2 separate regions of the Homo sapiens genome follow, and region 1 is linked to region 2. A link is an interaction called in ENCODE POLR2A ChIA-PET data of the cell type or tissue named here. Cell type or tissue: GM12878. All regions are shown on one strand. Each heading gives the region's core, and the rest is flanking DNA. Links, peaks and the distances in the headings are about the cores only.

Region 1 (16,008 bases), core at 4,753-12,752, 100 kb before region 2:
ATGATGAGAAATGCAACAAGATTTATTTTAAAATATATTTTAAATAGTTAATATATTTAATTTTTAAAAAATCCTACAAACAAGTAACAGTGAGTGGCTGAAAATGGGTGACCAAGACAGGGGCTACTGAATTTTAACCCATTTGAATTTTCTGACACATTTATTAATTAAAAAATAATTCTCAGCCGGGCACAGTGACTCATGCCTGTAATCCCAGCACTTTGGGAGGCTGAAGCGGGTGGATCAGGAGGTTAGGAGATTGAGACTATCCTGGCTAACAGGATGAAACCCCGCCTCTACTAAAAATACAAAAAATTGGCCGGGCATGGTGGCGGACACCTGTAGTCCCAGCTACTCGGGAGGCTGAGGCAGGAGAATGGCATGAACCTGGGAGGTGGAGGTTGCAGTGAGCGGAGATCGCGCCATTGCACTCCAGCCTGGGCATCAGAGTGACTTTGTCTCAAATAATAATAATAATAATAATAATAATAATTCTCCAAATAAATGATAAGAAAACTACAGACCAATACCTCTTATAATATTGACACAAAATCCTCAATAAAATACTGGCAAACGCTCGACAAACTAGAAATGGAAGGGAACTTTCTCAACCTGATAAAAGTCATCCATAGGAAACCTGCAGCCAACATCGTAAGAATGAAACAAGAATTTCCACTCTCACCAATTCTATTCAACATGGTATTGAAGGTTCTAGCCAGGACAATTAGGCAAGATAATGAAGTAAAAGACATCAGATTGGAAAGAAGGAAGTAAAAGTGTCTGTATCTTCAGATGACATGATCTTGTATATTGACATGATCTTAGGCATAGAAAATTTTAAGAACTCGCCCAGGTGCGGTGGCTTACATCTGTAATCCCAGCACTTTGGGAGGCTAGGTGGGTGGATCACCTGAGCTCAGGAGTTCGAGACCAGCCTGGCTAAAATGGTGAAACCCCATCTGTACTAAAAATATTAAAAAAAAAATTAGCCAAGGGCAGTGGCACACGCCTGTAGTCCCAGCTACTTGGGAGGCTGAGGCAGGTGAATCACTTGAACCCAGGAGGCGGAGGTTGCAGTGAGCTGAGATCATGCCATTGCACTCCAGCCTGGGTGACAAGAGTGAAACTCAGTCTCAGAAAAAAAAAAAAAAAAAAAAAAAGAAAAGAAAATTCTAAGAACTCCACTAAAAAATTATTATCTGTACCACTAACACATATATTCAGCCAAGTTGGAGAATACAAGATTAATATAAAAAAATTGTATTCTATATATTTTCAAGGAACCATCTGAAAATTAAACTAAGAAAACAATCCCATTTCCAATAGCATGAGTATTAAATATCCAGAGTATCAAATTAAATAAATAAAGTACTTAGGTATAAATTTTTAAAAAGAAGTGCAAGCTTTATGCTCTGAAATCTACAAAACATTGTTGAAAGAAATGTTAAAGGATCTAAATAAATGGAAAAACATCCCATGTTTATGGATCAAAAGGTATTATTATTAAGATGGCAACACTCACCAAATTATTCCACAGATTCAATGCAATCACTATCAAAATCCCAGTTGGCCACTTTGTAGAAACTGACAAGGACAGCCACAATTTTATGGAACCCACAATAGCCAAACAATCTTGAAAAAGAAGAACAGAGTTGGAGGACTGATATTTCCGCATTTCAAACTTTCTACAGAGCTACAGTAATCAAGACTGTGTGGTGCTGGATAAGGACAGACTTACAGATCAAATGAATAGAACTAAGAGTCCAGAAATAAGCCCTCACATTTAGGTCATTTGATTTTTGACTAGTGTCAAAAGAATTCAGTGGGAAAAGGAACAGTCTTTGCAACAAATGATGCTGGGAAAACTGAATATCTACATGCAAAAGAATGACATTGGGCCTGTAATTCACAACATATTAAAAAATTACCTTAGATCATAGCCCTAAATCTAAAAACCAAAGCTATAAAACTCATAGAAGACAGTATAGGGGTAAATCTTCATAATCTTGGATTAGCAATGATTTCTTAGATATGACACAAAAACCCAAGCAACAAATTAAAAAAATAGATAAATTGGACTTCATCAAAATTTAAAACTTTTGTGCTTCAAAGGACACTATCAAGAAAGTAAAAAAAAAAAAAATACAGAATGGGAGAAAATATTTGTAGATCAAATATATGTGAAATGGGTCTAGTATCGAGAATATATAAAGAATTCTTAAAACTGAATAATAAAAAGACAAATCGTTCAATTAAAAATGGGCAAAAGATCTGAATACATATTTCTCCAAAGATGTGCAAATGACCATTGATCACATGAAAAAATATTCAGTATCATTAGCCATCATGGAAAAAGCAAATCAAAACCACAATGAGATACCATTTCTCACCTGCTAGTGTGGCAATAAGCCAAAAGACAGATAATGACAAATGTTGACAAGGTTGTGGAAAATTGAAACCCTCATACATTGATGGTGAGAATGTAAAATGATGTAACCATTTTAAAAAGCAACCTAACAGTTCTTCAAAGGGTAACGATAGAGTTACTCTATGACCCAACAATTCTACTCTTAGGTGTAAACTTAAGAGAACCGAAAACACGTCCATACAGAAACATAAATGTTCATGGCACCATTATTCATGGAAGCCCCAAAGTGGAAGCAATGCAAATGTCCATCAACTGATGAAGATATAAAATGTGATATATCTAGAAAATAGAATACTATTAGTTTATAAAAAGACATAAAGTATGAAACACACTACAACATGGATGGACCTTGAAAACGTGCTAAATGAAAGCAGCAAATCATGAAAGATCTTGTGGGATTCTAGAATGTCCAGAAAAGGCAAATCTATAGAGACAGCAGATTAATGGCTGTCTAGGGCCCGGCAGTGTGTATGTGGGGATAACTGTGAAAGGATATAGGACTTCATTTGGAGTGATAAAAGTCTTCAAAGTTGATTGTGTTGGTGGCTGCACAACTCTGAATATACTATAAACCACTGAATTTGCACTTTAGGTGAGTGAATTATATGGTATGTGAAGTGCATCTCAATGAAACTGTTAAGCAAAGACAGGAGAGAGAGCAGAAAAAATTAATTTAACTTTATTCAATTACATGCTTTGCTTTTTATATAGTATTTAAAAAAATAGAGACACGGGTCTCAGTATGTTGCCCAGGCTGGTCTCCAACTCCTGGGCTCAAGCAATCCTCCCGCCTTGGCCTCCCAAAGTGCTGGAATTACAGGTATGAGCCACCACGCCCAGCCTAGATGCTTTAAAAATCAAATTAGTATGATTATAAACTTCATATTAATAAGTCATATACTTCTATAAATGTTCAAGTGGGGGCAACTAAATGATAAAATAAACTCTATAGAAAATAAGCAAATAATCATTTCTTTGCTAGTTGACTTACCTTCTAGCTTCATAGTAAGTTCAAGATTATATTTCTTTATATTCTTTTTTTTCTTTCTTTTTTTTTTTTTTTCAGACTGGAGTGCAGTGGCACAATCACAGCTCACTGTAGCCTTGAACTCCTGGGCTCAAGAAATCCTCTGGCCTCAGACTCCTGGGATTACAGATGTAGGCCACTGCACTCGGCTCTGAGATTATTATATATATTTCATAAAGATTATATATATATATATATTTCATATGGATTACATATATATTTCATATGGATTATATATATATATATTTATTCATTTATTATTTATTTATTTATTTATTTATTTATTTATTTATTTTTTGACAGGGTTGCAGTCTGTCACCCAGGCTGGAGTGCAGTGGTGTGATCTCAGCTCACTGCAGCCTCCACCTCCCAGATTCAAGCGTTTCTATTTCCTCAGCCTCCTGAGTAGCTGAGACTACAGGCATGCGTTACCATGCCCAGCAAACTTTTGTATTGTTAGTAGAGACGGGGTATGACTATGTTGGCCAGTCTGGTCTCAAACCCCTGGCCTCAAGTGATCTGCCTACCTCGGTCCCTCAAAGTGCTGGGATTACAGATGTAGGCCACTGCGCCCAGCCAGATTATGTTTCTGACAAGGATAAGATTCCTCAGCCTTTCAGATGTAGAATGATCTTAGTTTAAGATAAAAATAATAGCTGGAATCATTGAGCGCCAACTTAGTCCAAGAGACTTCAAATGGAGATGATCTCATTTGATCCTTCCACACCCCTGAACAGGACTTCTACTTCCCTTTTTATAGCTAAGGAAGCTGTGGCCCAGAAAAATGAAGAAACTTTCCCTAGCTCATACTCACAGTTACAGACATTGCTAGAATGCGAATGCTGGATACTCCTCTGACATTTCTCTATAACCAGCCCTATGCTAGGCCTGCTGGGTCACTTCCTCCCTTATTACCATTGTGAATTAGGACCCCAACGCTGGGGAGACTTGAAGGGTAATAAGCATGCTGATGTTACCTGGAGGACCTAAGATCTAGTACATTACTTGTAGGCCATTCCAGAGAGCTGGAGAAACGGGACTGGGGAGAGGGGAAAGAATGGAGTTGGAAATAGAAATTCCTTGTTTTCAAATGTAGAAGAAAGTATGAAGAAATAGAAAAGAACACCTTAAAGGTTCCTTCCAGCTCTAAAGTTCAGCCAATTTAAGGCTCTATCTTAATGGAGCTGAAGATACCCTACAATTCAGAGAAGTTCCTCTTCTGACTTAGCCTTGTGCTGGGACCCATGATTGAGGTAACTCCTTGACAGCTCCAATGGCTAAGGTTCCATCAGGAAGTGTGTCATCAGACTTTCTCCTTGTTGTTATACTCTTCTAACAATCTGTGCAAATTTTGTCCTTTTATACTTATTTTTAAAAATTATCCTGGCTGGGCTCATTTCTCATGCCTGTAATCTCAGCACTTTGGGAGGCCGAGGCAGGTAGATCATTTGAGGTCAGGAGTTCGAGACCAGCCTGGCCAACATGGCGAAACCCCATCTCTACTAAAATACAAAAAAATAGCTGGGCCTGGTGGCGCACACCTATAATCCCAGCTACTCGGGAGGCTGCAGCAGGAGAATCACTTGAACCCAGGAAGTGGAGGTTGCAGTGAGCCAAGGTTGCGCCACTGCACTCCAGCCTGGGCAACAGAGTGAGACATGGTCTCAAATAAATAAATAAATATAAATTATCCTTAGGCTTCATATTTAGCTTCAGCCTATATCATGCCTACTTCCAGGGATTAGCCCAAATTGCCTCTAAAAATGTGACAAATTGCAAAACTGCTTTTTATTGAAATTTTCTATTATTTTAAAAATGGGCAATACTGCATGTATTTACTGCATGCATGTAAAAAAAATTTAAATTTTTTTCTTTTTTTTTTTTTGAGACAGAGTCTCGCTCTGTCACCCAGGCTGGAGTGCAGTGGCGCCATTTTGGCTCACTGCAAGCTCCGCCTCCCAGGTTCACGCCATTCTCCTGCCTCAGCCTCCCGAGTAGCTGGAACTACAGGCGCCCGCCACCACGCCCGGCTAATTTTTTGTATTTTTAGTAGAGATGGGGTTTCACCGTGTGAGCCAAGATGGTCTCGATCTCCTGACCTCGTGATCCGCCCACCTCAGCCTCCCAAAGTGCTGGGATTACAGGTGTGAGCCACCATGCCCGGCTATCCCTGTTTTTTTATTTGGACCCAGAACAGTTATTAAAGGAATTTAAACAGAGGCCACGTGGTGCAGGAGGATGGGTCAGATCTTAGTTCATAACAACTGGGAATCCTTGGGTATGTTCCTTAACTTCTGGGATCATTTGCAAACCGAGGATAAAAATACTCACCTCATCCATTTGTAGTTAATAATAAGTAACACATGTAACATACATTGCAAAATGCCTGGCACAAAGTAGTCATTGGATCAGCAGTCCCCTCCCTGTTTGGATGTTTTAGGGTGTTCATCTGTAACTTTCTTAAGAAATTAACTGTGAAGAATTCTGTCTAGAACCACAGGTCAGATGAACAGTGTGTCAGTGTAATCTTCTAAATTTGCCATCAGGTAGTTCATTTGTTTCTTTAAAGCCTCTACTCTATCAAATATTTAATACTTATATGACTCAAGCTCTAATGGCTTTATTTATCCTATCCCACTTTCATCTTATTAAATCTTCATCTGTCATCCGTTGATTCAAAAAGAAGAATTTCCTGAACACCCTCTATGAGCCAGGGGCTGTTACTAAGCACTGGAGAGACAGGTCAAGGCCCTTAGGGGACTTGCATTCAAGTATTCGAGTATAGAGACACAGATAATGAAAGAGTAAACAAGTCAGACATTTTAAATAATGATAAAGGTTATGCCAGAAAATTAAACAGGAGTGATCAGTGCTAGAGAGGGAGGGAGGCGGACTTCTATTCAGGTCAGCCGCCCTCTGAATAGTAAATTCCTTTTGCTTAGTAGTACATTCCACCTTCTTAAGCTGCTTTAAGTCTGCATTTCATGAAGGAAGGTTTCAAACAATACAACAACATTTACAATTTTAAGTTTGCCGTTTAGGCTCTAGCACTATGTAGATACGAAGGTCTTTCAGGAGTATAGACTTGGATATTTCTTCCTTCCTTTAGTTAAAGTCTAGATTGGAAAAGAAAAGTGATGAGCATTCAAATTCTGAATGCCAGTTATAAAAGGGCAAAGCCTCCTGCCAACTATTAACATTTATCATCAAGACCACCCACCCCCACCCCTGCCCATACACACACCTCCAGCTCTGCAAGGTGGATGTTTTTATCCCTATTTTAAAGCAGGAAGAAACAAGGCTCCCAAAATTCAAGTGATTTGGCCAAGGACACTCTGGTCAGAAGTGGGCAGATAAGGTGCGATGCCATCTTTCTGCTTCCAAGTCAAGAATCTTTTAATTTATATCTGTTAACCAACAATTTCATGCCATTTCCACTCCTCCAAAAACCTTGCTTCTTCATTAAGAGGTTTGTGTTGAAAACAACAACTGGGCCAGGCGCGGTGGCTCACGCCTGTAATCCCAACACTTTGGGAGGCCGAGGCGGGTGGATCACCTGAGGTGAGGAGACCAGCTTTGCCAACATGGTGAATCTCCGTCTCTACTAAAAATACGAAAACAAAAAAAAAAATTAGTCAGGCGTGGTGGCAGGCATCTGTAATCCCAGCTACTTGGAAGGCTCAGGCAGGAGAATCGCTTGAACCCAGGAGGCAGAGGTTGCAGTGAGCCAGGATCTCGCCATTTCACTCCAGCCTAGGCAACACGAGCGAAACTGTCTCAAAAAAAAAAAAAAAAAAAAAAAAAGCACACAGTCTTAACTATCTTTTCTTAAAATCTGCTCGTTATTTGCCAGGATAAAGCAATTCCTATTTGTGTATTATAAACTTAATACAATTTATATGCCGAAAATCTTTTTCCTTTCTTTCTCCCACATGAGGCATTTTTATGATGATTAAGAGGAAAACAGCCTAAAATGCTATATTAGTTCACAAAATTTCTCAGAATGGTGTATGAAAACTGAAACTGAAACATTACAGAGGTGGTGAAATCTACTTATACTCAATTACTTAAGGGCAGAAAAATATTAGCTACCATATCAGTGGCTACAGATCTACATGATGTGTTAATACTGATATTAAAAATAAGCATGAAATTTGGGTGAATCTTCTAGATAGGGGTGTTCTTCTAAACAGATTTAGAAAAGTTGATGAATTTGTAAACCATTAAAATTAACTGAGGGATAAAATGAGAAACGCATAGGATATCATCATATTAAACTTTCCTAAGAAAGTAAGAATCATTTTGAAATGTGATTGGTTTCCATCTTCTTAGTTGGCTCTGCCCTGACCCCAACTCCTTTATTTTTTTGAGGTAGAAAGTATGTCCTTGCTACATTCCTTTTTTGGAGTTCTTTTATTTCATTCTTTTGGAATCGGAGAGAAACAAGTTGCTGCCCCAGGAAAGCGTGCATTTTCGGAGGTACGAATTCAGCTTTCTCTGACCTACCTTTTTTCTTTGAAGCGTAAATTTTAAATGTGCCTTCAATGGTTAGTTTTAGTTCTTAAATTGATTTCACAGGTTTACTTCTTCATTCAAAAGCACTTCTTCAGAATATTATTTTGTACGTTGATAACTCCTCTGGTCTTCCTGCCTCTAAAATTTGGATTTTCCTGGCTTGATGACATAAGTTTTGGCGTTGGCCTTTGTCCTTTCCACATCCCCCCAACAACCCGCCCTGAATCAGTCTCCACTGTTAATAATACCAAACTAATGTGCTAAAGAACAGGCTTGTCAAGCACACTGCTTTGATCTTGAGTTTATAGGAATTTGTAAGCCAGAATGTTTGCTCCAATTATGGTTATAATGAACAAATACTAGGTTTTAAAAAGATCCTTTTAATACTTCTTCCTCTTCACTTACTGTAAAGAGTTTAGGTTCTCTGGGAGGCACACAACTAATTTAACTTTGCCCATCTCGTGCAGATCCCCCGTGGAGTTTGTAAAACTGCAACCCATAATCTCCTCTTCAAAAAAACACACTGATTATTTGTGCTATGCTAGTTCCAAATATTACAATAGTTTCTGGATTTTTGCCACATTCCTCTCTAGATGGTCATTTGGGAGACTTTGTTTATAATGTGTGTTTTGAATGAAATTTTAAAATTCCAAGACCACAGGATGTGAGACTCAATTGTGAGTTAAACTTAATTTTGCATTTGTTCAAAGAGGTCCTACTTAGGTTACAACAATAGCAAACATTGAATAGAAAATGAGAGAAGGTATTTTTTTTTCCCAAGGATTAGTGTTTGAAAAAAAATATGAGGGAAAGCATGCTATTTTCAAGGATTAGTGAATGTTTTCAAAATGGCCTACGGCATTCAGTTGGTGGTTCAGGTGAATTAAAACATTAATCCGTTTCATGGAAATCAGAAGAAACATTTGTATCAGTGATTGTGCTAATTGTCATTTTAAAATTAGAGACAAAACCCTGAATTTTAAAATAGTACCTCCCTTCCAAAAAAGAAAAGTTAATGGAGATGAACAGTATAATAGCATTTAAAAAAAAATTAAGGCAACATTAGAAAGCTCTCCTGGGACTTTTTCCTACTAATCAATTCTGGGTGGTGGTTTTTTTTTGTTTTTTGTTTTTTTCTCATATTCTTTGTTTATTTTAGAAGCTGCTGCTCATTAAACAACTGGCAGAGATTTTAGGACAAAATGAATTGTTTTTTAAAAATAGATAAAAATTTTCTTTTTTCTTTTTCTTTCTTTTTTTCTTTGATAAATTATAATTTTCTTGCATCTGGTTTCAACTTCAAGTTTTTCAACTTTATAAATGATAGACTAAACCAGGGTGTCTGACCAGCTGTTTTATGCTCTGTCTCTTTAGCCAGTCGCCACTTGGACATATTATTTTACCCTCTGCTACTTATAAAAAAGGTAACAGGTAATGAACACAGAAACACAATAACACGTGGAAGCGAAGGCCAGCATCTTCCATCGACATTCTCAGTCACTGCTGGATTTCTCCTCAAGATGTTTCTGTTTACATTCTCCCTATACATCCCCCCCATACACCGTCTCTCTCTGTCTCTCTCTCTCTCTCTCTCTCTTTCTCTCGTACACACACACACACACACACAAAGTGATTTTTTAAATTTATTTGTTTATCTTTGAGACAGGGTCTCACTCTGTCACCCCGGCTAGAGTGCTGAGTGCTGTGGTGTGCTCACTGCCCACTGCAGCCTTGACCTCCCAGGTTCAAGTGATCCTCCCACCTCAGCCTCCCAAGTAGCTGGGACTACAGGTGTCTGCCACCACGCCTGGATAATTTTTTAAAATTTTCATAGAAACCGGGGCTCGCTGTGTTGCCTAGGCTGGTCTGAAATTGTTGGGCTCAAGCGATCCTCCTGCCTTGGCCTCCTAAAATGGTGGAATTACAGACATGAACTACCGTGCCCAGTCCACAAGTGATTTACATGACACGACCTTTCTGGAATTCTATAAACACAGGATATGCAACACGGGTTAACCACTTGTCTAGGAAAGAAAACAAGCAGAGAGTTGCCCACAGAACACATCTTAACATTTGGGCTTCTATGTATGCCAAGAAAGTGATCATTTTGAGTCTTTGCCTGAATAATACCAGGACCTTGAAAGCGCAATTGCTATTTTAAATGGATGTTGCTTATTAACAGAATACAGAATGAATTATGGCCTCTGAATTAAGCTCTTTTATTGTTGACCTTGCTCTTCAGAGAGGGTGTGGTAGGTAACCAATGACAAGTATGTAGCGTATATTAGGTACAAAGAAAACTATTCTACTTGGTCAAAAATAGAATATAAACATGAATGGAACTTATTAAAATAAAACTATTTGTTATTCATCAAAGTAAAGAATAAGATATTTAATAGTCATATATGCCAACCTCCTTAAAACTTGTATGAAATAGAGCGGCGAATAAATCATTAAATAAATGCCCTAAGTATTGTCCTTCTTTGCTAAACCATTTGATTGACATTGAACCTGATTAATATCACCCTAACTTAAGGACACCATCCACCGTCCATAAAGCCACATTCTGCTGTTGAATGTAGCTTTATGCTCAGCAGCTACATTCAACAGCAGAGTTTTAAGCTCAAGTCTTCTCCCAGCTACCTAATGCTAAAAAAAGAAAAAAAGAGCATTGTTAGAGGTGGGGTAGGTAGGGATGTGACTAACAGCCTTGTGTTCCTGTAATTATAGCGGGAGATTGCTGTGCCAAATATTAGGAACTTTTCTGTTCTACAGAAGAAATTACATCAGGAAGCTCAGCAACTACTGGTAATTACAGAAATTGCCAGTTCAAGGAATCCAATAGTCCCTCTAAACTCCACTTAAGACAGGCCCAAAGGAAAGACATTCAGTGGAGGTAGAGGAAGTGCTTTCTCTCCATTCACATTTATGAACTCATTTGGGCTCATTAATTCAGGTGCTCTTATAGTAGTTCTAAATGGGAGGAATCTGTTTTCTCCATTACTGATATCAAATGAGCATTGCAGGAGTGAAGTGATTTACTGTGGTTATACAATTATATCCTTCCTCTAATTTCACCCCAGGGGTTAACTACAGCATCAAAATCTGAGAGTGGATTCAGCAGAGGGGCTCAGATTGTAGAGGCAGGAAATCCCTAAACATCCTTGAATCATATGATTATTGGACCAGCCCACACTGAGTGGCTGAAGATCCACAATTAACGGCCCTCATCCAAGTCCCAAATCAGCCTTGAGCTTGATGTCCTGATGCCACAGGGCTATGGGGAAGGAGGTGACCTCCAGAAAACCTGCTGCCTTTACAGGACCAATTCTGAGAATTGGGTACAGTTGGGTAGAGTGTGCCTTTGAAATCTCTACCCATTCTTTCCTCTCTTCTACTGCCATTAGTATCTTCCTTCCAGTCACATCTCATCAGGGTTTTGATCCTACACTCCATCACATTAGTGCCCAACTTTCTGCTTCCTAAAAAGCAGACTGCTACTTTTTTAAGAAGCAGAGAGTTGGGCACTAATATGTCCACTACTACTACTACTGCAACAACTACTAGCATTAACTACTTACAATGAGATAAAACAATTCATGCCGTGAATGGAAGGGAAGAAGCATCTTTCTCCCTCACACGTATGTGCATGTGTGGAAGACCCACACACACCCATGCACACACACACACCCACACACACACACACACACACACACTGATGCACCCTTTCTTCCTGGACAACGGCCATATACTTGTCATTTCATTCCACAAAGTCATTCTCATTGGAGGAAATGTAAGCCTAGTGGAGGGGAGAAAAATGTAATGTCTTGTCATTTCCCTGCTGAAATGTTTTCAGTGATTTACGGCTCTTTGTCCCAAAGCCCAAAACCCATTAATCCAGAGGAAATGTCCAGAAGGGATCATTCCTAAGAAGGGCAAAGCCTGGTGAACAGAGTAATACCCTCCAGGGGTTCACGGTTTATCCCTGATTCCTCTTTCCGTCATCAGCCCTATCCAACCCGGTGGCAGGTCTTGTTAGTCCTATTGTTAAACTATGCCCACATGTAATAATTTTTTTTTTTTTTTGAGACGGAGTCTTGCTGTGTCTCCCAGGCTGGAGTGCAATGGCGCGATCTCAGCTCACTGCAACCTTCACCTCCCAGGTGATTCTTGTGCCTCAGCCTCCCGAGTAGCTGGGATTACAGGCACACACCACCATGCCCGGCTAATTTTTTTGTATTTTTAGTAGAGACAGGGTTTCACCATGTTGGCCAGGCTGGTTTTGAACTCCTGGCCTCAAGTGATTCACCCACCTCGACCTCCCAAAATGCTGAGATTACAGGCATGAGCCATTGCACCCAGCCTACATATAAAAATTTTGACCATCTTCCTTCTACGCCCTAGTCCGGGGCACCATCACCTCTTTCTAGGTACCTGTGTTACCTTCCCTGCTTCTCCCGACCTCTACTCCACTCCCGTCCCCTACAATCCACTCTCTACACGACATCTGGAGTACTTTTAAAAATGTAAATCAGATCATCTTACTCCTAAATTTAAAACTTCCCAGCCGGGCGTGATGGCTCATGCCTGTATTCCCAGCACTTTGGGAGGCCAAGGCGGGTGGATCACAAGGTCAGGAGTTCAAGACTAGCCTGGCCAAGATGGTGAAACCCTGTCTCTACTAAAAACTACAAAAATTAGCCAGGCATGGTGGCAGGTGCCTGTAATCCCAGCTACTCGGGAGGCTGAGGCAGGAGAATTGCTTGAACCCGGGTGACAGAGGTTGCAGTGAGCTGAGATGGTGCCACTGCACTCCAATCTGGGCGACAGAGTGAGACTCCATCTCAAAAAAACAAAAACAAAAACAAAAACAAAAACAAAAACAAAAACAAAAACAACTTCCTGGCCGGGTGCCATGGCTCATGCCAGTAATCCCAGCACTTTGGGAGGTTGAGGTGAGCAGATTACCTGAGGTCAGGAGCTCGAGACCAGCTTGGCCAGCATGGTGAAACCCTGTCTCTACCAAAAACACAAAAATTAGCTGAGTGTGGTGGCACATGCCTGTAATCCCAGCTACTGGGGAAGCTGAGGCAGGAGAATTGCTTGAACCTGGGAGGCAGAGGTTGCAGTGAGCAGAGATCGTGCCACTGCACTCCAGCCTTGGTGACAAATCGAGACTCCATCTCAAAAAAAGAAGAAAAAAACACTTCTCATATACATGTCTATTATTTTTGTCATTCCTGAATTGTTTTGCCATCATAATTAGCATTGGAAAATCTTTTAATATAAAAACTCTGTGCTTTTTATTTTTTTATTTCTTATTTTGGAGACATGGTCTCACTCTGTCACCCAGGCTGGAGTACTATGGCACAATCACAGCTCAGTGCAGCCCCGAACTCCTGGGTTCAAGCAAACTTTCTGCCTCAGCCTCCCAAGTAGCTGAGACTTTAGGCATGTGCCACCAGACTTGGCTAATTAAAAAAAATTTTTTGTGAGGACAGGATCTCACTATGTTGCCCAGGCTGCCCTTGAACTCCTGGGCTCAAGCAATCCTCCTGCCTCAGCCTCCCAAAGTGCTGGGATTACAGGTGTGAGCCATCATGCCAAGCTGACTCTGTGCTGTCTTGCAATAAACAAAATAAAAAAAAAAAGGAAGCTGAGGGCACCACCTTCCAGATGCAAGAGATGGGGTGAGTGGTAACACCTAGTAAAGGGGGGAAACCTAGCAAAGCCCTGAGGCCTGCAGCTGAGGAAGAAAAGGGAATGCTAAGAGCCTACTTGGGCCTGAGGAGGAACCTGGGTTATGCAGTAGAAGGACCCCAACTGGCCTAAGAGCCCCTTCAGAGTGTGGCTTCTGCTTACCTTTCCAGCCTACTCTCCCATTCTCACTCCCCTCCCTGTACCTTGTGCTCCAGCTATATCCAAGTGTCCATAGTATACAGATCCAAATATGCTATCTACCCTAATGAACCAGCAGTCCCATTTCTGGGTATAACATCAGAAGGAAACCATATATCAAAGTGATATCTGCATGCCCATGTTCATTGGAGCATTATTCACAATAGCCAAGACATGGAAACAACCTAAGTGTCCACTGATGGATGAATGGATTAAAAAATTGTGATACACATATATATATATAAACACACCATATATATATATATGTATATACCTCACACATACACACACACCACAGTTTTTTAATACATACACAATAGAATGTTATTCTGTTAGGATTTTGGCCAGGCTCAGTGGCTCGCACCTGTAATCCCGGCAATTTGGGAGGCCAAGGCAGGTGGCTCACTTGAGGTCAGGAGTTTGAGACCAGCCTGGCCAACATGGTGAAACCTCGTCTCTACTAAAAATAACAAAAGTTAGCTGAGCCCGATGGTGGGCGGCTGTAATCCCAGCTACTCGGGAGGCTGAGACAGGAGAATCGCTTGAACCCGGGAGGCAGAGGTTGCAGTGAGCCGAGATTGTGCCACTGCATACCAGCCTGGGCAACAGAGCTAGACTCCATCTCATAAAAATATATATATTATTCAGTCATAAAAAAAAAGTGAGGAAATTTTGCCATTTGCAACAACATGGATGCAACTTGAGGCCATTATGCTAAATGAAATAAGTCACACAGAGAAAGGCAAATACTGTGTGATGTCACTTTTATGTAAAATCTATGAAGTTGAACTCATAGAAGCAGAGAATAGAATAGAGGTTGCCAGGGGCTGAGGAGTAGGGAAAATGGAAAGATGTTGGTCAAAATGTACAAACTTTCAGTTATAAGATGAGTAAGTTCTGGAGACTAAATATAAAGCATGGTGGCAATAATTGCCAATACTGTATTGCACACTTGAAATCTGCTAAGACATTAGATCTTAAATATTTTCACCACACATTAAAAAAAGTAAAAGTGTGACGTGAGGGATGTGTTAACTAACTTGATTGTGGTAATCATTTCACAATATGTACATATATCAAATCGTCACATTGTACACGTTAAACTTGTATGGTTTTATTTGTCAAGTATACCTCAATAAAACTGGAAAAAATAAAAATATATGTAAAACCTTAAAAAACAAACTGAAGGGCTGGACGCAGTGACTCACACCTATAATCCCAGACCTTTGGGAGGCCGAGGCAGGTGGATCAACGGAGGTCAGGAGTTCAAGACCAGCCTGGCCAACATGGTGAAACCCTGTCTCTATTAAAATACAAAAATTAACCAGGCATGGCAGCGCATGCCTGTAATCCCAGTTACTCAGGAGGCTGAGGCAGGAGAATCACTTGAACCCAGGAGGCGGAGGTTGCAGTGAGCAGGGACTGTGCCACTGCACTCTGGCCTGGGCGACAGAGCGAGACTCCATCTCAAAAAAAAAAAAAAGTCATTCATACCTGCTTGTCTTGTCACTCATTTCCTTTGCTTAGAAGGACCTTCCCCACCTTTTCTTATTAGTGAGTATTTATTCTACAACTCCCCAGAATAGATTTCCCACATGACAATTTGATGTCTTGATTTTCTGCCCTTGCTCTGAAGCTTGTACAATTGTTAAGACTGTTCTTGGACTCTAAATGACAACTTTGTGATAACATCCTTCAGTACTTTCCCAAATTTTGAAGTTTTCTCTATGCCATGAAAATTAATATTTGTATTTCTGTTGGATGCAAAAAGTTATACTGAACAATATCCTGTTGTGAATAGACCTCAATGATGCAGATGTTAACCCATAACCCAGAAGAGAATCTTAATATACTAGTCATTCCAACAAGTGGCTTCTCCCCCTACTCGCCTCTTTCTCTGGACTCTGGATTGTTCCACAAAGATTAACACTCATTTTCTCTGCTTTTTTTCCATGCACATTAATTTTGTCTTTCTGCAACACTTCTGAAGCAGGTATTATAGAAATATGGGTAATAAACAGAGAGCAAAGCCTTCTAAGTGAATACCTATTTGCTCACAGCCAGTAAACAGCATTCAAGGGGAATGCTTTCTATTTTTTAAAATGAAGGATTATTTACTTTAGCATATCTGCTTTCTTAG
Region 2 (16,008 bases), core at 2,859-10,858:
CCACTACACTCCAGCCCCGTGGGAGAGTGAGACCCTGGTCACTTGATCATCTGGCTTCATTTTAAGGCCCAGTGAGTTTAAACAACATAGCTGAGACCATGCAGCAGGACAGAGGTAGCATCAGGACCAGAACCTCAGGTTCCTAACTGTCAGGCACAATAAATTCTGGTCCGGTTGATCTGATGGATGTACTCAGGTAGAGTGAGGCAATGAAGCAATTACTTAAAGGCCAACCTCCGTGGCCCCATTGCTGCTGATCACCTCCTCACTTTGTTGAGATGAAAGCATGTTGGGGGTATGGTGGGTCTGCTGGCAGCTAATGCCTTTATGTGGTGGACCCCACAGGTAGCAGCAGTGGCCAATCATTCTTTCACTCAACAGAGCCTTTGGTCTGAGCCAGTTCCTGTTTAGGAGTGGAGGACAGAGCCATGAACACAATAGAGAGAAGTCCCTTCTCTCACCGAGCTTACTTGTTAGGGGAGGAAGACAGACAGCACAGAGATAAATAAATTTATGACAGATCATGCTAAAGGCCATGAAGAAGAATAAAGCTGGCAAAGGGACAGAGAGATAGGGGTATGGAGACCCTACTGTATGTGGGGTGGTCAGGGAAGGGCCTGGGGAGAAGGTTGCATTTGAATAAAGATGAGGAAGGTGAGGAAATGAGCCATGTGGGCATGTGGCAAAGACTGTTCCGGAAAGAGAGAGCCATGCCATGTAGATATTGTGCAGATCCTTGTGCAGTGCTTTAATTTTATTCTCACAGTAATGAAAAACTATTAGGTAATTTTGAGCATAGAAATTTGATTTTTGATTTAAAATGATCATTCTGGCTACTATGTAAAGACTAGACTAAGGGGATAAGACTGGACCTCAAACAGATAGACCCTTTTTAGCCAAAATATGCTGGTGACTTGGACTAGATAGGGTTGACCCAGCGGTGGAGGTGAGAAATTATTTTTCTTTTCTTTTCTTTCTTCTCTTTTCTTTTCTTTTTTCCTTCCTTCCTTCCTTCCTTCCTTCCTTCCTTCCTTATTTCCTTCCTTCCTTTCTTCCTTCCTTTCTCTCTTTCTCTCTTTTTCTTTTTTTTTTGACAGTCTGGTTCTGTTGCCCAGGCTGGAGTGCAGTGGTACGGTGGTGTGATCTCAGCTCACTGCAACCTCCACCTCCTGGGTTCAAGCGATTCTCCTGTCTCAGGCTCCCAAATAGCTGGGATTACAGGGGCGTGTCACCATGCCCAGCTAGTTTTTGTATGTTTTTGTAAAGATGGGATTTTGCCATGTTGTCCAGGCTGGTCTTGAACTACTGCCCTCAAGAGATCTGTCCCCTTTGGCCCCCCCAAAGTGCTGGGATTACAGGTATGAGCCACCGTGCCCAGCTGAGAAATTATATTTCTAAAAAGAGACAACCAGATTTGCTGTGGATTGAATGTGGGATTTTTAAAAAGAGAGAATTGATAGTCAAGAATGACTCTGAGGTTTTTAGCCTAAGCAAACAGTGCCAATGAAATCGTCATTTATTGAGATAGGAAAGAGTGAGGATGAAGCTGGGCTGGGGGGAAGGAAAGATCAGGTTTTAGATATGTTGAAATTTGAGTTGTCTATTGGACATGTAAGTGGAGGTGTCAAGTAGGCAGCCTATTGCCACTGTTTGCTTAGGCTAAAAACCCTGGAGTCATTCTTGACTAGCAATTCCCTCTTTTTAAAAATCCCACATTCAATCCACAGCAAATCTGGTTGTCTTTTTTTAGAAATACAATTTGGAACTGGAGATTCCTTTGGAAATGATCATTGTAGGTTGATGACATTTAGAGCTGTGGACCAGATGAGCTCCTCTAGAGAATGAGTGAAGGTAAAGAAGAGGGCTAAAAGTGGAGGCCTGGGATATGCCAACTTTAAAATGAGAGAAGACAAGGAGGAATCAGCAAAGTGCTGAGAAGAAGCAGCCAGAAAAAGGGAAGGACAAGCCAGAGAATGGGAAAGAAAGTTTTTTGGGGAAAAGGGAGAAATCAACCATGTTCGGTGCTGCTGATGGTTGGAGTAAGATGAAGACTGAAAAGTTAGCATTGAATTTTGTAACAGGTAGCTCGTGGGTATCATTGAAATGATGGATGGAGGGCCAGGGCCCTCCCTGCAAATTTCTGATCTGTGTATAAGTCTTGAGTTTCTTGTGTGACTCAGGGGGCAAGAATAAACCAAGAGAAACTTCTGGGATTTGGCAACTCTTGGCTCTTTTGAGTGGAGGGCATGAAGTAGGTGTAACTTGGTTTAGAACGTTAGAAAAATATAGCCTGTTTGCACTGCAGGGTATGACAGAACAGTCTACCTAACTCTCAGTGTAAATGCATTGAGATTTACATCAGTGTACCTTTTGCTTCCAGGGATTGTGAATTGCAGGTCATGTGTGTTGAGGGTGAAAATGAGAGGTAGAGGTAAAAGTGGGAGAACGGTGGGGGTTTTGCAATGAAGCTGTGGAGTGAAAAATGGAAAATGAGGATAAAGTCCACCTGGTCCTTGGAGTCACACTGATACCATCTTGAGGAGGGAAATTGTGGCACCTGTAAAGGGAGGTCCATGACATGTTTTTGACAAAGAGTCACTGTAATAGAGCTAAAGCTCTTTATGCTTGAGTACCACAGAGGGAGTTATGAAATACCGACTCAGCTATGTCACCCAGTTAAGTAAAAGTTACACCATCCTTTTTCCGTCTCCAACATCCTAATTATACCACAAGTTTGGGACCACAATTAAAACCAGGAGGACAGATCCCAGAGGCAAAAACCAGTCAACAAGCCTGAGTCACAAAATTAGAAAAGCATCAAACATTTGGAAAGAAACCCATTTGTGGAGGGGAGCTTTATAGTATGTGCATTATTGGTGACAAAGCGGAACAAATTTCCAAACCTTTTTTGGGAAATTACAGAGTAGAGAGACCCCAAAGATTATCTTAAGAGTAAGAGATGGTGAATGGATACTCATTCATTCATGCATTCATTCATTCAATTTGGTTTTGGAACAGCATCCATATGCCAGGCATGGGGGTATATCAGAGAACAAGGTGGATGTGATCCCTGCACTCACACTATCTACAATCTAGGTAGTGTCAGGTAAACAAGTAATTTACAGCTTGATGTGATAAATAACATGAAAGGGGTGAAATACAGGAACTAGATAGCCAGAGACAAGAAGCACCTAATCACAGTAAGGGGTCAAGGAGGCTCCTGAGATGAAACAATGTCTAATCTGAGACCTGAAGTTGAGGAGATTTGTGGGCACCTATTACACGGGAGGATAGTACAGTGGGCATTGGATCTGATTGCTTGGGTTTTTTTTTCTTTTTTTTTTCAGATAGAAAGTTTCGCTTTGGAGTGCAGTGATGCAGTCACGGCTGACTGCAGCCATAACCTCATGGGCTCAAGTGATCCTCCCACCTCAGCCTCCCAAGTAGCTGGGACCACAGGTATGCACCACCATTCCCAGCTAATTTCTTCTTATTTTTTGTAGACACAGGGTATCCCTATGTTACCTAGGCTGGTCACAAACTCCTGGGCTCAGGTGACCCTTCCACTTCAGGCTCCCAAAGTTCTGAGATAACAGGCATGGGCCACCGTATCTGGCCATGATTGCTTGGGTTTAAATCTGGGCTCTGCCACCAGTTGTGGACCTTGGTGAAGTTAGTCATCTTTCTATACCTCAATAACCTCCTGGATTAATAATACCACTATTTCAAGGAGTTGTTATGATAGAGTAAAATGCCAACAATATCTTCTAAAATTAAAGTTTTGTGTCATAACTGTGACTGTAAAAATAAGGACGAAGGACTTTGCTAACTTCACTCAAAGTCCTATTTTCTCTACAACGATTTAAGTTCCTCATTGGCAAACACACCTCCCACCAGGTCTGCAGACTCTGCCCTTGAGGTGGCGAAGAGAGGCCAGAGGTGAACGTGAGAATGAGAACTGGCAGAACTCAACGTGGAAACGTTGCTGGAGCGAAGATGGCACCGGCCTCCATCATCAACTGCAGGATTGAATCACATGGCACAGCTCCCCAAGAAGCATTTACAGAAGAAACGAGCCATAGCATCACCTCGACTGAACGGTTCTGGCCAGGATTTCTGTGCATGTGTTTTAAGAATTTTAAAAATTGAGAAATAATTCACATACCATAAAATTCACTCTTTAAAAGTGTACAATTCAGTGGTTTTTAGTGCATTTCCAAGTTTGTGCAACCAACATCACTGTCTGATTCCAGGACATTTTCAACACCCCCAAAAAGAAACCACTTGCCAGGTTTTTGAAAGGGGCAAATCTGTGCCAGAGTTGCTGTTGGAGAAATAGTCTCTGTGATAAAGAAACTTAAAATTTCCGCTTCAGATCTGAACGGTAAAGCTCATTTCCAGGGATTTTCTTCCTCTCCCCTCCCCAGCCACTCCAGGCTCAATCTAGACTTTTAGTTTCTACTGACCTCGAAGAATTGCCCCACAGAGGCGTTGTCCTGTGTTCCAACACTGTTTTGTGTTTCTGACATGTGTGTGTATTTTCTCGTCCTCCTGTTAGTGAATACTTGTTATCTCGCAGTTAACTTGTTCTCTTATCAACCTTTTCTTTCCTCACTGTCTCTAATCCCCGCAAGCTCCACCTCCCGGGTTCAAGTGCCTCAGCCTCCCAAGTAGCTGGGACTACAGGCGCACACCACCATGCCCAGCTAATTTTTTGTATTTTAGTAGAGATGGGGTTTCACCATGTTGGCCAGGATGGTCTCGATCTCCTGACCTCATGATCCGCTCCTCTCAGCCTCCCAAAGTGCTGAGATTATAGGCATGAGCCACCGTGTCCGGCCAAGGGCAGGAATTCTTAATCACTTCTCTCAGATGACTTCCCACAGCTGGCTTCCTGCATTTCTCCTTGCTAGGAATTTTATAGGAATGAGGAGTTTAATGGGTGCAGAGTTTTAGTTGGGGAAGAAGAAAAAGTCCCGGAGATTAATGGTGGTGATGGTTGCATCGCAATGTAAATGAATGTACTTCATGCCACAGAACGGTACACTTAAAAATGGTTAAAAGGGTAAATTTTATGTTGTGTATATTTTAGAGCAATAACAAAACAATAATTTTACAGGCTGTGGTTATGATCCTGCAAGCTGTGAGACTTAGCAAAAAGTGAGTTTCTTCTTCTGTGAAACAGGAAGAACCATTCATTCAACAAATACTTCTCAAGCATCCCTTATAAGAAGACAAGATGGTATTATGGTTAAAAACTCAAACTCTAGAGGCTGGTGGCCTGGATTTGAATCTTGATTCTGTGGCTCTCTCACTGTTGGGAAATGGGCAAGCCAAACTTTTCTCTGTGCCTTAGTTTTCTCATCTGGAAAATGGAGATAGTAGTTCCTCTGTCATTAGGATTGTTGTGAGAAATAATTGAGTTAATATATTCAAATAGAACAGGGTCTGGCACAAGATAAATGCTACCTGTTATCATTATTATTATTACTATTTGCTTGAGTTAATGTATAAAATATGTAAACAGTATGCAGCATAAAATAAGTGCTACCTATAATTATTATTGCTATTTTGTGCCAGGCACCATTCTAGAAGGTGGAGATACAGCAATGAACCCTTGACTTCCTGGAGCTTACCATTTAGAGGGGAAAATAGACAATAAATAAGGAAATGTATAGTATGGCAGGTAGTAGTTAATATCTGCCTCATAGTATTTTTTGTTTTTTTGTTTTTTTGTTTTTTTGTTTTTTGAGATGGAGTTTCGCTCTTGTTGCCCAAGCTGGAGTGCAATGGCGCGATCTCAGCTCACCGCAACCTCCGCCTCCCAGGTTCAAGCAATTCTCCGGCCTCAGCCTCCCGAGTAGCTGGGATTACAGGCATGTACCACCACGCCCGGCTAATTTTGTATTTTTAGTAGAGACGGGGTTCCTCCATGTTGAGGCTGGTCTCGAACTCCTGACCTCAGGTGATCCACCCCCCTCGGCCTCCCAAAGTGCTGGGATTACAGGTGTGAAGTGAGCCACTGCGCCCGGCCTGCCTCATAGTATTATAATGAAAATTACACAAAGTAATATATGGAAAGTGGCCGATATAGTCAGAACCTGTCTGAAAATGGGCACTTAATAAATAAATGTTAACTCTCCTTTTCTCTCTGCTCCCCCTTCACTCCCCTCCCTTCCCTTCCCCTCCTCTCCTCTCTCCTCTCCTTTACCTATTCTCTCTTTGGAGAGAAACCAGTCAGAAGACAAGCGGCCAGGGGTGCCCATACACATCAGCAGAGGAGGCTGGAGGAACAGTTCAGGCCAGGGCCTCCAAAAGCTGGCTGCAATTTCTGCGGCAGGTAGTTTCTCTCTTGCCGCTTTAGGGGAAATATGAATCATCCGTTGTTGTTTGGTTTCCATTTCCTGGGAGGCTGCAGGCCCAGGAAATCTGTGGTTTGAGCATCAGTGCCGAGATCAAACGAGATGGCTATTAGCAGCAGAGTGTGTTGCTGGGACCACTGACAAAGTTCTCTTGAGCCAAATGACTCACCTTGAGCTGGCTCCTTGGCCCACTTTCTCCTGATTGCATTCAGCTCAAGAAATGACTTGAATTTCCTGACCCAGTGTGACTCTTCCTTAGCTGTACTGGATGGTAGAGCACATCTGGACCGGGATGGGGCAGAGGTCCAGCCTGTGTTATTATCCCCATTTTACACATGATGGAAAGGTGGTCCTGGGTCCCCAATTCTTCCACTATACAACATGCTGTTTCCCCAAGTGCTGAGTAGATCTTATCATAACCAGTCCTAGGACAACCGAGCACTGGTCACCACAACCTTGCCACTGCTGACCTTGGTTGAAGTCCACTTACTTGATCCAGCTATACTCCATTATAATGAACATTATAATTAAACCTTCAGGACAACCTCTGGAGCTTTTGAAAGGAGAATTAACCAGTTATTACAAAAATAAAAGAGAGAGAGTGAGCGAGAGAAAGATTGATACAGATGGCAGATGATAAGAGAAATACATTCAAGTGTTTCTACATCATTCTTCTTTTGGGTCTCAATTCTCTTTTAAACTATTCCTATGATCCAAGGAAATCCGCTTGAACATTAATTTAAAAGTGAAGGAAGAAGAAGCCTCCATGACAGAGGAGCAATCCAAGCCTCTCCAGCATGGCAGATTTGGCCCAGGATAAAGAAGAATGGTGTCATGATCAGGACACAGTCAGGAAGGGCTGGGGGAGCTCCGGAACAAATGCAGCAAAATGCCGACATCTGTTTTATCTCAACAGTGGGTATGTGGCTGTCTGTTATGTGATTTTGTACTTTTATGTATTTTTGAAATATTTCATACTAAATCAAGAAGTGTGGAATTCGAAGTCAGAAAATCTGAGCTCAAATTTCACCTCCTTGGATAGGCTACTCAGTTTCTGACTGTGCAGATCTATCGAATGTAGATAACAGTAAGCAATTCATAGGTTTGTTATGATTCTCAGGCAAGATAAAACATTTGAAGCATTTTGTAAATTTAGAATCACCCCTAAAAGGAATCCCATACCCACGAGCAGTCACACCTGCTCCTCCTTTCCCCTCAGTCCCAGGCAGCCACTAATATACTTTCTTGTCTCTGCAAATTCACCTCTTCTGGACATTTCATATGAATAGAATCATACGATATCGAGCCTTTGACAACTTGCTTCTTCCATTTAGTATAAGGTTTTTCAAGGTTCATTCATGTTGCAGCAGGTATCAATACTTCATTCCTTTTTCTTACTGAATAATATTCTGCTCTGTGGATACAGAACATTTCATTCATCCATACACCAGCTGATGGACATTTGGGCTCCCTCTACTTTGGGGCTATTATGAATGATGCTGCTATGACCACTCACTTACAAGTTTTGTGTAGATGGATGTTTGCATTTATTTTGGGTATGTACCCAGAGGCTGCTAGATGTTTCAACATTTCAATAGAACCAGAGCTAACAGATTTCTCTCTCTCTCTTTTCTCTCTTCTCTCTCTCTCTGTTTCCTCTTTGTGTGTGTGTATATGTTTGTGTGTGTGCACTCAATTTGAAAATAACGACACTCTAAAAAGTCATGTGGGTCAAAATACAAAACACACGGCCAGGTGCGGTGGCTCACGCCTGTAATCCCAACACCTTGGGAGGCCGAGGCAGGCAGATCACAAGGTCAGGAGTTCAAGACCAGCCTGACCAACATGGTGAAACCTCGTCTCTACTAAAAATATAAAAAATTAGCTGGGTGTAGTGGTGGGCGCCTGTAATCCCAGCTACCCAGGAGGCTAAGGCAGGAGAATCACTTGAACCTGGGAGGCGGAGGTTGCAGTGAGCCAAGATCACACCACTGCACTCCAGCCTGGGCGACCGAGTGAGACTCCGTCTCAAAAAACAAAAACCAAAACAAAAAAAAACATACTCAGAGATCAGTTTTCGAAGTTCGATATAGACCTTAGTTATTTTGTCTGAGAAAGGGGAGAAGTAAAGCAGCTGACCACCATGGATCATTTTAGCTTTAAAACTTATCATTATTATTATTTGAGACAGTATCTTACTCTGTCACCCAGGCTGGAATGCAGTGGTGTGATCATAGCTTTATTCCTTTTTCTTACTGAATAATGTTCTGCTGTACAGAACATTTCATTTATCCATTCACCAGTTGATGGACAACTGGATAGATAAAAGACTGCAGCTTTGAACTTCTGAGCTCAAGTGATCCTCCTGCCTCAGCCTCCCAAGTAGGTAGGACTACAGGCATGCTGCCACCACGCCCAGGTAATTTTTAAACTTTTTGTAAAGACAAGGTCTCGCTATGTTGGCCAGGCTGGTCTTGAACTCTCGGCTTCAAGGGATCCTCCCACCTTGACCTCCCAGTGTTGGGATTACAGACATGAGCCACCATGCCTGGCTCTAGTTTTTATTAATCTCCCAGATAAACACGTATTCATTTATAAATAAACTCACTTTTATTTCCCAAGAGATTTGAGGTGGCTTACAGTATAAACCTGAAAAGACAGCTATGAATCAGTTCAGAAAGAGAGCTCATCACCATACAGGAACCTGGGCAGAGAGGGTTAGTAGGAGTCTCACATTTTATTCTTTGCTCCCTAGCAGGTGCACACATAGATATGGTTAGGAGGGTGTGCAAAACCAGGGCAGCAGAGACTTCAGGACCACTGGTCACAGCCACTCTCTGAGGGAGACATTTTATTTTGCATTTGTATCGTGTGCTCTGAGATGAAAGTTGAGCTTCTTCCTCTGGGAAGCTCATGGTCTAGTGGAGACACACGGGTCCACACAATTAGAACCCAGGGTACAAAATGCAAAGGTAACTGTGCTAGCTCAGAGGAGAGGTGAAGTGTGGTGGTGATAGGTGGGGGCCTACAGGCCCAGAAATCTGTTCTGGGGGGATGGCTGAGCTTTCTGAAGTCATGTGACCTGGTGGTTCCATCACTGATAGGCTGTGTGGCACGGAACAAGTTATTTCATCTTCATGAACCTAGTTTCCTCATCTGACAATGGGCACAAGATTATTAAAGTGCTTAGCACAGTGCCTGGCATGCTGCAAGTGCTCAATAGATATTATCTATGGTTATTATATCAGTGCTCCTTAGTGTTTCTCTTCTGGATTAAATGTGTGTGTGTGCTCATGTGCATGTTTATATCTGGCTGAGACTAGAGCCTTTGGGAGTGTTTCTTACCCGGGGCTCAAATGTACCAGATTCTCAGAGCAAGTTTCATAGTGTCAACTATCCAATGGGAAAGGTCAAGACCCAAGAGCCAGAGAAAGGGGCTGACAGGCCAGTATCCAGCCAAGAAATTAGACATAGATGACATAGGAAACCATGGTTCAGAAGTAAACGGGATGAATGTTCTGGATAAACACCTGTGTGTCTATCAAATGCTATTACCCGTGTCTTTGCAGGTGACACTGGGATAATTGGGTGTAATAATCAGCTAAGGAAGGAATGGATAGAATTAGCCTGAAGGAAGAGAGAGGGAATGTTGCCCTACGTAAAGGAAGCAAGATGTGTGAGGGAGAGAGGCTTGGGAGAACCTGCCATGTTTTGAAGCAATGAGCAGCTTGGTAGGACCAGAGAATGGGAAACTATGCAGGGAGATAGAGGCTGAGAAGGCAATAGGGGCCAGGTATTGCAGGCTCTGGAGGTCAGGCTTAGCAATCTGGTCATCATTCTGAGCATAAGAGGGGGCTATGGAAGGAGCTGGAGAACAGGAAAGGCAGTGTCAGATTTTTGGATTAAAAAGCTCCCTCTGGCTGCCGTGTGAAGCTTGAGCTGTGTGAAGACAATCTGACAGCAGCGATTGCAATTCTGTGGGAGTGGAGAAGGTGCTTATGTTGAGCAAGGGTAATAGTTCCATGATTTATTATACTAGCGATTATGGTGATGCCAGTGTTCTGGAGCAAGTTGAAAGGCAGATTCAGGGCTCAAACCCAGTGGAAAATGTTCAGGAAGGGAAAGTTTTAAAAAGTCTTCAACTAAAAAAAAAATTGACACCGAAACAAAGAAGAAAGGGGAAATTTTCATAAAAAGAACCACCAAAGTCAACTTTGTAAAAGTAAAAATGAGAACGCGTCTCTGTGGATAACCTTTACTTATTCCAAAACTGAGACAAGAGGCACCTTCATTTTCAATATGGAAGCAAGAGCCTCCTTGTTGCTCTGGGCAACCTGTTGCTGTGATCAGCTTGTATGAAACGCTTTGTGAATATTCATCCCTCCACTGATACATGCCTTTTCATTTCCTATTACTACTGTGATAACTTCCCATTAGTTCTGTGGCTTAAAGGAACACAAATTTATTATTTTACAGTTTGGGAGGTCAGAAGGTGACATGGATCTTAATGGAGCTAAAAGTGCCACGTCAGCAGGGCTGCACTTTTTTTTCTGAATGTCCCAGCCTCTAGGGACCTGAATTCCTTGGCTCATGGCTCCTTCTTCCATCTTCAAAGCCAGCAACTGCCTCACTCCAGCCTCTGCTTCTGTCATCATATCCCCTTCTCTGATTCTGGTTCTTCTGTCTCCCTTTTTCACTCATAAGGACCCTTGTAGAATCCAGGATATTCTCCCGATCTCAGGATCTCTAATGTAATCACACCTGCAAAGTCCCTTTGGTGACGTATTTGCAGGTTCTGGTGACTAGGATATGGACATTTTGGAGGGCTGTTATCCTGCCTATTATGGTGATTGTGCTTATTATGGAATGGAAATAATAAGAAATGGGCTTACATGGCAGCGAGGCAATGTGTGGTGATGGTTAAACCTAAACTGGTGGGGCCAGGCTTCCCGGGTTTGCATGCTGTGTCTTCCAACTGCCAGCCCACTGGTCTCTGTTCACTTCCTCATCCAGCAGTGGGATGTTAATCAGACCCACCTCATAGAGTTGAGAACCAATTAAGTGCTAGTATATGTCAATAACTTTGAGTAGTAACTGGCATATAGTAAGTGCTCATTAGATACTGGCCATTTTAATCTAATGAGTGGGTATTGCATAATCCTTTTGTTCTGTGATTGCATTTAATGATTAATAGCAACATCTGTGTTGTGTATATGGGGGAATTTGTGTGTGCAGGACAAATACTTAGATGAGTATCACAATATTATTTTAAGTGAAAAAAGTTAGACACAAAAGAATGTGTGTTATGTCATTCTATTTATAAAGTTAAAGAATGGGGCTGGGCACAGTGGCTCACACCTGTAATCCCAGCACTTTGGGAGGTCGAGGCGGGCAGGTCACTTGGTCAGGAGTTCAAGACCAGCCTGGCCAACATGGTTGAAACCCTGTCTCTACTAAAAACACAAAAAGTAGCCGGGCGTGGTGGCGCAGCCTGTAGTTCCAGCTACTTGGGAGGCTGAGGTAGGAGAATCACTTGAACCTGGGAGGCAGAGGTTGCAGTGAGCTGAGATTGTGCCACAGCACTCCAGCCTGGGCAACAGAGTGAGACTCTGCCTCAAAAAAAAAAAAAAAATTTTAAAGAATGGGACAAACAAATGTATAGTCAGGATAGTGGTTTGTGGAAGAGTTTACATAGCAGGCCTGAGATTGGTATCCCTAGAAAGGCCTGCTTGTAAGGTTGGCCCTTAGCTGGCATCTGGGAACTTGGTTTTCAGAGTATTCTCCATAAATATTTAACTGATAAGCGTGGTTCACTGTGCCTAGGCAGTATGGTTTATACTGAGTATCTGCCTTGAATTTTGCTATGTGGTAGGCAAAGAGTGCCTTTATGACCAGCCAGCCCCCAGTTGAAACCCTGGATACTAAGTCTCTAATGAGCTTCCCTGGTAGACCACATTTTATACATGTAGTCTCCCGTCATTGCTGGGAGAGTTAAGTGGGTCTTGCATGACTCGGCTGGGAGAGGACTCTTGGAGCTGGCTCCTGCTTTCCTCTGGACTTTGCTCCCTGCACTTTTCTCCTTTGCTGATTTTGCTTCTTATCCTTTCACTGTAATAAATTATTGCCATGAGTACAACTATGTTCTGAGTCTCATGAGTCCTCCTGGTGAGTCATTGAACCTGGGGTGGTCTTGGTCACTCCCAATGCAGATGTTACCTGGGATGGGGGTAGATAATAGATTGAAAAAGGACACAAGAAAACCCTCTGTGGAGCTGCAGTTGTTCTCTCTCTTGATTTGGGTAGTAGAGGAGTCTGTATATATATAAAAAAATCAAAAAATCATCCTTGAGTGATACACTTGATACGATCTCTCTCTCCCTCTCTCCCTCTCTCTCTCTCTATCTCTCTCTCTCTCTCTCTCTCTCTCTCTCTATATATATATATATATATATATATATATATTTTTTTTTTTTTTTTTTTTTTTTTTTTTTGAGACAGGGTCTCATTCCGTTGCCCAGGCTGGAATGCAGTGGTGCAGTCATAGCTCACTGCAGCCTTGACCTACTGGGCTCATGTGATCATCCCACCTCAGCCTCCTGAGTCGCTAGAACCACAGGTGTGTGCTGCTATGCCTGGCTATTGTTTTTATGTTGACTTTTAGTAGAGACGAGGTCTCGGTATGTTGCCCAGGCTGGTGCCAAACTCCTGAGCTCAAGTGATCCTCCTGCCTCAGCCTCCCAAAGTGCTGGGATTATAGGCATGAACCACTGTGCCTGGCCACACTATACATTTCAATGTATGTATGTTACTTCTCAAGAAACTGATCTGCAAAACCCCAAACAAAGCTGACATCATTTCTCAGTGCAACAGGCATTGATTGACAGCTTACTCTAGATAAATATTTTTGCTGTTACAGAGAAGGGTCAAACAGCAAAAGAGGGTCCCCTGTATTCAAGGAAATTACACATAGGCTAATGGTCTTCAAACTCGCTGAAGACTGTCCACAAAGTACTTGGGTAAGGATAGTTTTGAGGCCCCTTCTGGAGCCCTCGAAGAGAGGCATGCATGTCCCTGCAGGTTCTCCCTTTCCATAAGTCCTTTTCCTTTCTCTCACTGTATAAAGGGAAGGCAGATGCCCTCACCTATTTCTAATCATATCATGGTACATTACCCATGGTTTGAAAGCCTTCTGGGTACCAAACTCAGGTCAAACTTGAGTTATCATTTTGGGAAACCCTCATGTAATTGTTAATCCAAGTCCCATAAATCTGTCTAGGACCTGCCTTTCCCCCTCTTATGTTTCCCATAGGGACCAGGTTTTGCCTTAGAAGTTGGGTATCTTAGTCCGTGAAGGGATGTTCTCAATCAAGATCAATTGTAGAATGGAAAGGCAGCACCATCTTCTAAACCAGCACTGCTCTCAAAAGATTTGCTGCTCTCAAGGGAGATTTCCATGAGAACAAAGCAAAGCAGGCAGCAAATGCTACAAGTAGCTGATTTCCATATGCTTGAGAGCAAGTGATTCTTTCTAGCTACTGTATTCAGGTATTGGAACAGTGACTGCATGTAGTAAGTGCTCATTAAATATTGACCATTATTATCTGATGCACAGGTATTGTATAATCCATTTGCTCCTGTGTTTGAATTTTATTATGAATGGCAGCATCTGTCAAGTGTGTATCTGTGTGTGTGTGTTGGGTGTGTTGGGGGAACTTGTGTGTTTAAGAAAAGTCTTCTTCCTAGGACTTGTTATTAGTTGTTAAGGAAAGCACCTGACAACAGCTGAGCCCTACAGGCTAATTAATGATGCTGACTCTTCAATGAACATAGCAATGTTTTCTGGAACTATTAAGATTTCCATGATAAAACCTACAGATAGAAATTTTAGGTTATGTCTTCCAGATTTAATGTCTACTATTCCATGAGATTTTATCAAATCTATACTGTTTTTATCAAATCATACATTTTCTTTCTTTCTTTCTTTTTAGGTGGAGTCTTGCTCTGTTTCCCAGGCTGGAGTGCAGTGGTGCAATCTTGGCTCACTGAAACCTCCACCTCCTGGGTTCAAGCGATTCTCCTGCCTCAGCCTCTCAAGTAGCTGGGATTTCAGGTGTGCGCCACCACATCCGGCTAATTTTTGCATTTTTAGTAGAGACAGGGTTTTACCATGTTGGCCAGGCTTGTCTCAAACTCCTGACCCCAAGTGATCTGCCTGTCTCAGACTCACAAAGTGCTGGGATTACAGGTGTGAGCCACTGTGCCCAGTCAAAATCATACATTTTCTACTTCTTATTTGATACATGTGGCAGGTTGGATCAGTTTTTGCAGTATAGAGATGTAGTTTGTTTTCCATTAAATAACTTTATTAAATAGAAAAGTTTGAGCATGAGGGCTAATAAAATTATTTATGATTTGTTTTTAATATAGAGACAGGGTCTTGCCCTGTTGCCCAGGCAGGAGTACAGTAGCATGATCATAGCTCACTGCAGCCTCAAACTCCTGGCCTCATGTGATCCTTCCACCTTGGCCTCCCAAAGCACTGGGATTACAGATGTGAGCCCTTTGCCCAGCTATTTCTTATTTTTAAACATAATTCTCATTTACTCCCAAGGTCACACACACAGCTTAAGGAAAGACTATCTTGCCTTCTATCACATTTCTGGCTTCATAGATAACATAATTTTAATAACATACTGTATCATTTTATTGCAAATCAAGTTATGAGAAACAGCATTCTTACCCTGTTTAATACTTATAAAATTAATTAAATCAGATCTATATCAATGTAAACTTGATTGCTCTTTAGTAATCTATCTTATATGATGCATGCATAATTTATTCCTCAGTGGTTTTTATAATATTCTTCAAAATGAATATTAAGACACTTACTTAAATTGAACAATAAAGTCACACTTTTAATGACAAGGAATATATCTAATTTGGCTGACTGATTTGAAAATTAGGTTATATGATGAAACATTTTTCATCAGTTGAATAAGCCAAATCAGCAGCTCCAAGATTTTGACAAAATTTTATTTAAGGTCCACAAGGTAAAAGCATTAATGTAGTTCTACTACAAAAGATGTATGGAAATAAAAATTTTTGTTTTCTCAACTTGTTCTGTGACAGATTTAATAATATGCCTCTAAGTGTAAGGATAACTGGTAAAATAATACTTATTTAAAAGTCTTGACCTTTTTAGTATACTTCAGAGAATGAGACATTAAACAACAAATCTGTTCTCAAGTTGAATGATTTCTAATTATTTGCTTTTGACAAAATTGTAGGGAGACCTAACCAAAGCGATAGATCCTTAAGATTTATTAAGATCCTTTTATTAAAAAGAGTTCAAAGAATTGTTTGTCAGTGCTTTAAGAAAATTCTTTCTCTTCTCATCTACTTTTTTACGTGTGTGTGTGTGTATGTGTGTGTGTGTGACAGAGTCTTGCTCTGTCGTCCAGGCTGGAGTGCAGTGGTGCCATCTCAGCTCACTGCAACCTTCACCTCCTGGGTTCAAGGGATTTTCGTGCCTTGGCCTCCCAAGTAGCTGGGATTACAGGCACACACCCTCCTGCCCAGCTAATTTTTTTGTATTTTTATTTTTATTTTATTTTTTGAGACAGAGTCTCGCTCTGTTGCCCAGGCT

The links. ChIA-PET counts read pairs that join two places held together with the same protein. Peaks named below come from ENCODE experiments on the same cell type or tissue, not always from the same donor. Only the 100,000 strongest peaks of a DNase experiment are listed, where the experiment ranks them.
Region 1: POLR2A ChIA-PET joins it to region 2 with 10 read pairs; 5 of 35 experiments call an interaction of 5 or more read pairs at or near these places.

What each region holds. Positions count from the first base shown.
Region 1 is chr4:26,290,924-26,306,931 of GRCh38, reverse strand. It overlaps LOC105374542 (a long non-coding RNA gene), which reads left to right and starts at 7,866. Exons shown (of 2, transcript XR_925508.3): 1 at 7,866-7,934. It also overlaps a transcript of RBPJ not described here. RefSeq lists an enhancer at 6,158-6,921. In GM12878, for the core only: no CTCF peak of the experiment used is centred there; no DNase peak of the experiment used is centred there.
Region 2 is chr4:26,187,997-26,204,004 of GRCh38, reverse strand. LOC105374545 (a long non-coding RNA gene) reads left to right here and starts at 6,004. Exons shown (of 3, transcript XR_925510.3): 1 at 6,004-6,340; 2 at 7,081-7,281. It overlaps LOC124900690 (a long non-coding RNA gene), which reads left to right. Exons shown (of 4, transcript XR_007058094.1): 3 at 3,348-3,459; 4 at 3,898-5,876. It also overlaps a transcript of RBPJ not described here. RefSeq lists an enhancer at 6,260-6,789. In GM12878, for the core only: no CTCF peak of the experiment used is centred there; DNase peaks (open chromatin) are centred at 6,454, 9,046 and 10,606; H3K4me3 peaks cover 366 bases; H3K27ac peaks cover 855 bases.